Linked DNA regions of Homo sapiens: region 1 is linked to region 2. Evidence: chromatin contacts called from ENCODE Hi-C or POLR2A ChIA-PET data. All regions are on one chromosome and are shown on one strand. The core of a region is the stretch at or near the end of the contact, and the rest is flanking DNA. Distances in the headings are between cores, read along the strand shown.

Evidence for each region. Hi-C counts contacts between places; a loop is a spot of excess contacts on that map. ChIA-PET counts read pairs that join two places held with the same protein, here RNA polymerase II (POLR2A).
Region 1: a map with no recorded cell type shows a loop between it and region 2 (6-fold over the local background). The contact joins two enhancer-like sites. A Hi-C loop is called at or near these places in 1 of 37 single-sample maps with no recorded cell type. POLR2A ChIA-PET finds 5 or more read pairs at or near these places in 3 of 52 experiments (OCI-LY7, WTC11 and activated B cell).

What each region holds. Positions count from the first base shown.
Region 1 is chr6:15,310,785-15,315,146 of GRCh38, reverse strand. All of the region lies in intron 1 of JARID2 (jumonji and AT-rich interaction domain containing 2), which reads right to left. It also overlaps the pseudogene RNU6-522P. Among named protein-coding and RNA genes, the nearest start is that of JARID2-AS1, 64 kb to the right of the region's middle. RefSeq lists an enhancer at 2,551-2,620. Within about 2 kb of position 1,571, at least 9 of the 41 ENCODE cell types and tissues checked have a DNase peak (open chromatin) inside an H3K27ac peak, as active enhancers do; they include OCI-LY7, where a contact is called at or near this core.
Region 2 is chr6:14,380,459-14,385,220 of GRCh38, reverse strand. No RefSeq gene overlaps it. Among named protein-coding and RNA genes, the nearest start is that of LINC01108, 97 kb to the right of the region's middle. RefSeq lists enhancers at 3,078-3,621, 3,622-4,163 and a silencer at 4,489-4,762. Within about 2 kb of position 1,705, at least 3 of the 41 ENCODE cell types and tissues checked have a DNase peak (open chromatin) inside an H3K27ac peak, as active enhancers do; they include OCI-LY7, where a contact is called at or near this core.

The DNA of each region.
Region 1 (4,362 bases), core at 322-2,821, 930 kb before region 2:
GTATTATTTAGTATGTAAAAATTATTTCTAAGGCAAAATACTATTCAAAACATATTGGTAAGGATGAAATATTCTTCAATTTTAGAAACTGCATAATCCAAACCTGATTTTCCAATACATAAAAATATGGAATGCTTCACAAATTTCTGTGTCATACTTGCATACAGGCCATGCTAATCTTCTCTGTATCATTCCAATTTTAGTATATGTGCTGCTGAAAGGATCACTCTTCTGTATCTTCTGAAAGGCTTTTCTATAACGGCAACCCCAACTAAACACATCAGGCTAAGTATGTGCGTATTTTTTGGTTTTACTGAAGCAGTCGGGAAACCAACAGTAATAAAGGCAATTTATAATATTTCACTAATTATTGCTGCCCATTCATTTCACAGTCCCCAAACCTTCCCTAACCTACAGTGTCTACCTCTGGCATCTATGTACCATGGATTGTCTGTGACACTGTTCCAAGGCAAGTTTCCTCCCTCCTCTCACTGAAGAGGCCTCAACTGTATCTCCAGGGTTCTGTCCGCTTCTATACACAAGCACCAAACTGATTAAACTATGTCTAATGTATGATTTATAACTAGCTCTCAATGTCATTTATTAAAACTAAGCCCTGCCTATAAGAACTCTAACACCACAAATCATAATTTGAATGACAGCAACTTTCAAAATGCCGTTTACTTATTATTCATTATTTTAACAAATACTTAAGTACCACATGCCAGGCACTGTTCCAGGTGCTTGGGGTAAATTTATAAGCAAGAAGATTCACCTCAAGAACAAAAAGAGTCTTGCTCTTCATTTTTTTTAAATTATTGTATTACTTTATATTCTAGCAGAGAAAGCCAAAACCACATAAATAACAAAGTATTTGAAGTAGTGGCAAATGTTATAAATAAATGGGTAATTTGACAGAATCACAGCAGGAGACCACAGGAGTGGGGGAAACAGGAGCCACAGCAACCTGCAGAGTGGATCAAGATTAATTTGAATACAGCCTCTGCCATCCACTAACTGAGCTTAACCTTAAGCCCGTCCCTTTGACCTTATCTATGAACAGCATCACTGTTCATGGCTACCCAGAATTGGAAGGACTCAACATCAGGACACCTTGGGCCTTGGGTCCAGATGCAGTATCCTCTCCCCAAATGAAGAGATAAAAACAAAAGCAGCACCTCCATGAGGGCTTCTAGACAGCCATGGGCCAGCAGAAGGTATAAGGATATTTGGGGAGACACAGGCCAAAGGTAATTACCAATGTCTACTCTCCTAGGCCCAAGGCAGGGATCATCTGCCCCTAGGAGAAGAGGTTTAGATGACAAATGTATTTAAGATCTGAAAGAAATCTCCCCAAGTAAGAAGAAATTCATTTTCTAATAATTGGTGCTTAAAATGCAGTTAACTCCACAGGTTTCTATACATCAGCCAGAGAGTGTTTCCACCAAGACTTCCTGTTCTTTTCCAGATTTGCAAGTCAAAACACTAATGCCACAAGAAACATACACCATTTCTGAATCTGTACGGCACACTGCAAATTCCACAGTGCTCTCAAGGACAGCATGCTGCCGCGGCACCAACAGCCTGCGTAGATGTGAACAGCAACCCTGGCTCGGCTCAGTGTTGGCAGCAGACTTCCCAGAAAAGCTGGCACTCTTCAAAATGGGAAGTCACCAGTGAAGAGGCACAAATGCAAGACCCTGTCTGTACTGCTTGTGCAGTACCTCCTAGGGCTTGGGGAGCTGGGATATGTAGTGACTATGAACCCAGGCTACCCTACCCCAACCTCCAAACACTGGTTCTCAGCCACAGCGCTTTCTTCATACAACTAAAAATGAGATGTTACAGTGTACATACTCAGGCACACACAGACAATAGAATGGGACTTTCTCATCCATGAAAACTGAGATTTTTCCTGTTTCCTTGGGGTGCCATGGCTCCTTGCTATTCTAAGTCAACATATTCTCCCTAACCATCAAAAGGAGATCAGGAAGCAGAGGACAGGTGTAATGTAAAAAAAGCTCCGACGGCAATCCATTAACAGCACTGAATTCTTTTCCAAGAAGATTGTTTAAAAACAAGCAACATAAACGGAAAACTCCCACAGATTTTATGGAAGGCACTATTCTGAAACTGGAGGCTGCAGCTCGGTTTGCGGGAAAGATGCTGAACGCCAGTGTTTTCGTCGGAACAACAAGGCTTGGGTCAGTCAGTATATTTGCTTGTTTTGTCCCCTAGTGGGGTGGTGAGGGGTAAAGGTAAGGGCAGAATCTGGCTGGATCATCTCTCAGTTACTAGGTTCTTTCAGTGTGTGTGAAAGATAAGGTTGCTTTAATGCCCACTTGAGAAAAAGACTACAGGGAATCACGAAAGGACCAGGCCAGGCTTACAGGGAAAAAAAGAAACACAGACAATGAGTGAGTCACAGGAAGAACACAGAAAGACAGAAAGAGAGGAGACTACTGAACCATAACAGGAAGGAACAAACCATACACACAGCCTGGATGAATCTCAAAGCAAAGTGAAGGGATGTAGACACAAAAGTGCTTCCATCTATATGGCATTTACAACAGGCAAAGCTAATCTACAGTGCAAGAAGGCAGGTCGGCGCTGGCATGGGGGCACAGGACAGGAGCACAAGGGAGCTTTCTCGGGTGACAGGAGGTGCATATATTGATGGGATGGTAATACCCAGATGTGTGCAGTTGTCATAAGTTATCACAGTGTACACCTGAAATGGCTGCATGTATAAATTTTACTTCAATAAGATTGGTTTTTTAAAAATCCAAACTGAGGCCGGGCATGGTGGCTCACGCCTGTAACCCCAGCACTTTGGGAGGCCGAGGCGGGTGGATCACGAGGTCAGGAGTTCGAGCCCAGCCTGGCCAAGACAGTGAAACCCTGTCTCTACTAAAAATACAAAAATTAGCCAGGCGTGGTGGCAAACGCCTGTAATCCCAGCTAATTGGGAGGCTGAGGAAGGGAACTGCTTGAACCTGGGAGGTGAAGGCTGCAGTGAGCCAAGATCGCACCACTGCACTCCAGCCTGGGTGACAGGGCAAGACTCCGTCTCAAAATCAAAACTGACTTAGAAAGCTTTTGTTTTTGTTTTTTAAATCTAGAACAGTAGGGGTGCATATGTAGAATGAGCTATGACAATTTTTTAGGTTAAATTGATTTCTCTAGAAAGTAGCCATCCAAATTAAATAAAAGTTAATGCCAAAAGCCACACCTCTGGCAATACAATCCAGGGACCTGGTCCAAATGTGGAAAATTCCCCCCAGTTTCACGTAGTTAAAAGTGACTTATTAAAGAATATTTTACAATACAAACTCCCTTTTGGGGCTTAGGGTATTAAGAGGAAAAAAATTTTTTAAGGAAAATATTACAAGAAAAAAGAAAAAAAAAAAACAGTTACCTTTTTTGCAAGCCGAATCAGAGTGCCATCTGTGGCTTGTGTTAAGGACTTTGCTTTTGTATTGTGCAGAAAGGCAGATCGAATATTTACCTGTGGGAGAGAAAAGGCTTGCTCACAAGTCTTCAGACTTTTTCTTTTTCTTTCTTTCTTGAGACGGAGTTTCGCTCTTGTTGCCCAGGCTGGAGTACAATGGCGCGATCTCGGCTCACCGCAAACTCCGCCTCCCAGGTTCAAGCGATTCTCCTGCCTCAGCCTTCCCATGTAGCTGGGATTACAGGCATGCGCCACCATGCCTGGCTAATTTTGTATTTTTAGTAGAGATGGGGTTTCTCCATGTTGGTCAGGCTAGTCTCGAACTCCCAACCACAGGTAATCAGCCCGCCTTGGCCTCCCAAAGTTTTGGGATTACAGGCATGAGCCACCGTGCCCAGCCTCTTCAGACTTTTTCTAATGTAAAAGTGTACCAGAGAGACTCACCATGCCCAAGACTGGTACAAGGTGGTGTGAGGCTGGTGATGGGCACTGCTAGGGGTTACTGGATTAGGAGCAAGGGTGATATGAATCCTCTAAGATCCCAACTCCTACTGTCACAAGCCCCATTGATACGCCACGCGGAAGGGTCTCTGAGACCAACAGCTTATTAGAGAATTATTATAGCAACTATCTCACTGCCAACGTGCCATGTTAGCCCTGGAACTAAAATACCCGCATCCCAAAGGATGTGAAGTCCTCATATTCACTCTATGACGGTTCCCATTCCCACACAGGGACTGGGCAGGCAGCCGTGAGAAGACAACTCAGGGTGAACAGGGCACCAAAAATTAGAATGAATTCCCAGAGTTGGAATCAGCCACCTCCAGCCCACAAACCAAAGTCAGCTCGGTTTCTGGCACGAAATTATTTACAAGTCATCCTGGCAGGAGTCACATCCAAGATTTATTTTA
Region 2 (4,762 bases), core at 456-2,955:
AAATAATTCAGGGATCCCATTATATTCTAAAACCTTCTCCGCTGGGATAATTGGCTTTGGAACCTCCCTTTTCCCCACGACTCTCTCATATGCCAATATCTCCAACACATAGATAATTTATGAAAACAGAGTAGACACTTTTTAATAATTAAGTGATAGATAATAGGAGCTTTTAAAATAAGCTGTAAGAGCTTGGAAAAGGAATGGGGGTTAGTCATCTGCATATTTATTTGGAATGACCCAAAAGGCTATTCATTTTATACCCCATTATCTGCAACTGGAGACCCCAAGAAGTTTGCTTTCTCTGCTAGCTGGGGTATTTTCCAGCAGGCATTTGGGAGCCGCAGTCAGTGGGAGGGAGAACTGGAGAACCAGATGCCTGCCCCAATCTAAATCACCCGTATCACCCACTCTATTCTCTCCAAATTACAGTGCAAACAATAACACAGGTAAAATTAGCCAAGATACTAATTATGTAGTGCAAATGTGTAAAGGATATAGAATGATAAATGGCAAACGCAGAACATGTTGTGTCATATCTTGTAATCTCTCTGGCTACCGAGCCCAGGAACAAAGGGAGAATTGTGCTCTGTTTGTCTAACATGCTCCATATCACAAATTGGAAATCCTTCCTAATTAAGATATTGTTAAATGTCCTTTGTTAGCAGATTTTAACAATGTTAATTAGGAGGTTAGAGTGATCATTGTTCATCTAGCAAACAATTAGGGTGATTTGCACTGTAGCTTTTGAGAAACTTCTCAGCAAATCAGGAGTTTCCTCTCCACAGAGAGGGGAGCAGACCAGAGAAGGAAGAGGACAGGCAGGAGAATGGGCAATGTTTTGCCTAACATTTTTAGCTTACGGGCCAGGGTAAAGCATGAGGAATTGTTAGACATGGGCCTAGTAGCCATTGAGATATCAGTGTTGACCTTGACCTGGTGGCATCACTGTGTTTGCAGATGCGCTATTTATCCCCAGTTCAGGAAAGCCTGGTCAGAGAAAGTGTATGAAACAGCAGGAACCCCTCTCAGGAGCCTTCCAAGCTACACCTCCCCACCTAGCAAAAAACAAAGGGAAAATTTTGAGTCCCTTCAAGGGAAATTCCAGGCACCTAGCTAACCCTACAACCAGCAATTAAGGAAGTAAATGAATAACCTGCTAAGCAGGAAGATAATAGTAACTTAAACAATAGCCACCAAGTAAGCCAGAGTCACAAGATGTTTGCTTCCCTATAGAAACTAAAAGATATTATCTTGACGTATCCTTGAGCTATTTTTCAGAAACAGGAGCCCCACCAGATAGACAATGTTGACCACCGTCACATAGACCTCAGATAAGGGGGCACTGAGGACTGAACTCTAACTGATGTTCTTTGTTCTAAATTTCCTCCTGAGGTGCCTGGAGAAAGTCACACCCTCAGGCCAAAACTAAACATAGCTTTCTGCTAACCCCAAGTTTTTAGACAAAGCTTTGCTTCCTTAACCAATTGCAAATCAAAGAATCTCTGAATCCACCTCTGACCTGTAAGCCTCTGCTTCAAGATGTCCCCCTACGAAGGGCCAAACCAATGGGTAACTTCCTTGTTTTGGTTTACAATTCCTTGTATTGGCTGCATGCCTTCCTTGTCTTGGTTACGACTGCAACTATACATTTAATGCCTTTAAATGTCCATTTCAAAGTACATTTCAGGAAAGCAGAAGTTGCAATTGTAAAAACCCTTGCTTGTCATCCGTCTGGGAGTTTGAGTCCTAAGTGTTAGCTGCCCAGTTCTCCTTGCTTGGCACCCTGAAATACATGCCTCTCTTTCACTGCAAATACCAGTGGTGTTCGTTTTTGGCTTTTGGCTTTTTCTGTTCACTGAGTGGGTGACCCAAAGTTTGGTTCAGTAACACGCAGTTTTCAGGTTTCTTAATCGTCTGGTCAAGTGAGGGTATCTTCCTAAGGCAACAAAAACAATGCCACGCCAGCCATATTTCAACATTTTCTGAAGTTAGAATTTTATTATTTTTAGCAGCAGATGAGCCTGGGCTCCTTCTGCTATAGTCTCCAATCCCTGCCACTTCTATGCCCCCAACATACATCTGCATGATAAAAAACACTTGACAGTCTTTTTTCCTTTTCTTTCTTTCCTTTCCCGCTCCCCACGGCCTGATACTTGTAGAGGGATGTAAGGAGGGAGAGAAGGAAGGAAGGAGGAAGGAAGGAAGGAAGGAAGGAAGGAAGGAAGGAAGGAAGGAGGAAGGAAGGAAGGAAAAAGGAAAGGAAGAAGAGGAAGGAAGGAAGGAAGGAAGGAAGGAAGGAAGGAAGGAAGACAGGACTTTGCATTTTGCTACTTTGAAACTGGAAATACAAGAGCAAAGTATATTTTGAGAGGAGGACAGAACTGGCCATTTGAAAACTACCAGAGGACTTTAGTTGCTTTGAGAATCTCATTCTCTCTTGGCAAAGGTGCCCATGCAGAAGGAGGGCAGGCAACCCAGTGAGAAGAGGGATGGGATTGGAAATCGAATGCAAAGACTCTGAGTTCTATTCTGGGTTTCACCAATGATTTCTCATACAAACTCAGGAAGTCACTTAACTGAAAGTCACACCTGCTTGGAAATGGCACTAAGTTTCTAACCACACACACCCAACACTTGGGGAAAAAAAATCCTAATAGCTCTCGGCAGCTGCTGGGTGCCGGGCACTGTGCTAGGCGCTTTACATAAATTTAACCACAGCCAGCACTTAGCTTCAACACTGAGGGTCCTGAGGCCAATTTAAGTGGCTCTCAAGTCTCTTTTATCCTTGCGGGGCCCCATCTGCTGGGGGAATAAAAAGCCCTTTTATGTTCTACAACCTCACAGACCACCCACCCCAGCAGTTTGTGCTTTGTCACAAAAAACCCTCCATCTAATTAACAGGGCACAATTTTAATGAAATATTGAAGTAAATTATTCATGCCTGTCAGTAATCAAATATAGATGGGTCATCTTGTAAACTGTTACAACATCTGTCATTTGCTTTAAAGTACTGTAGCGTAGATAATGTGATGTCACGTACATATCAGTTACCTAAAGCCACAACCTAAGTGACAGTAATAGGAATTTACCTTGTAGGAATCTACCTTCAGCCGTGTTCTTATCGAGCAAGTTCAGAAATGGGTATTCATTGGGTATTCACTGGGGAAGCCGGTGGCATGTTCATCAGCATAATGGCTATTGTAAATGGGCTCTCACTGAGGAAATTTGATCTGAGTCATATGAAGTTCAGTATGAAGATGAACCCAGTTTTCTGTTTCTTTGCACTGGCATAAATATGTATTCAGCTGTGCCTCGGTGTTCCTGGCCTGCCCTATTTTTTCTCCTCAGTGCATCCACTGCCTAGTACAGAACAGATTTTCAACACACATCCCTTGAATGAAAGAGAAAAGCTACTCTGTCACAACTGGGGAAAAGTTAAGTAGGGTAGAAAACCCACCGACCTTTCTCAAGACCTGATGGAAAACCTTGGCAGGTGAATATTACCCCGTCCAAATTTCCAGACAGTGCTCTCAGGATTTCCTGTGTTGCCAGTAAACCTTTTACTTCCATGAAGAACCTTTGGTCGTCTTAAAGCGGGTCAACTTTTCCAGCTGTCTTTATCCACGGGCAGCACTGACGGAGACCATAAACTCATCCAAATTTAGGCACACAATAAACTGGAAGAGTGGAGAGGGTATTCAGGCTATGAAATTCTGATGGCTCATTACCATGACAAAGGTTGTAACAACTTGGACAGGAAGCCGAACAAAAGGCAGCCACCGTTCTATTTACAATTCTAGGATTGTATTTGTAATCTCTCTTTGCAGGAGAAAGAGACCGCCAGTTAAAAAAAAGACTGAAACACAATAGGAAGAGAGAGTCCACAATGCTGAGAGACACCAAAGGGATCAGAGTATGAGCACACACACTATGTGTGTATTTCTTCTCTGTGTATGTACACAGTCGATGAGAGTAAATTATTGTCATGGGTAAGGGTTTAACATTATTGACCCATGCGATGGCTTTTAAAAAATATATGCCACATGGCTGGAATGCCAATTTGAAGTGGAGAAGCATTTAGGAAAATGAATAGGCTGAGCTGGAGTATTTTCATGGAACAGAGCAAGCCTCTTTAATTTGTTCACTGCAGAGAGCCTGAGAGTAAGCCAACATTGTAACCTGCTAAGTAAAGCACCATGAACATGATTATTAATGCAGAGAAGGGAGGCTCAAGAGTTATTGTGCTGTGCAGGTTTTGGTTTCAGGAAGGCAATAATTGTTCCAAAGTCACTGACAATTTTGGTTAACAAGTGATACAAATGGATCGGGTCCGTTGGCCGTTCTCTGGGGGCCCTCCCACACCCATAGCAGCTAAACTCTGCAAATTCTGATTCATTACCTTTGACTCCCCTTTTGTTACCTATCTAGCCGGTGTCGATAGTTGGGAAGTGTGTGGTGGCAGGGACCATTCAAAAGGGCTCCCCTGCCTCACAGTCCCTGGAGCTCGAGGAGCAAAGACATTGCTTTTGTTCAGATGGAAAAGAATGAAACCCACGTTCTAGCCTATTGTCCCGCTGCAAGCCAGGCTTTTTAATTGGCATGTTGGAGTCAGTAAAGAGGTGTGCAGTGACAGCTCAGAAGTGAGGCATCATGGGGCAGCAGTGACTTCACCTCCAGTTTAATCCTGGTTGGAATTTTTGTGTGCTGTTACTGTTCCTGGCTCCTAGGAAATGTGTGTGGTTGCTGTTACTGGAGAGGC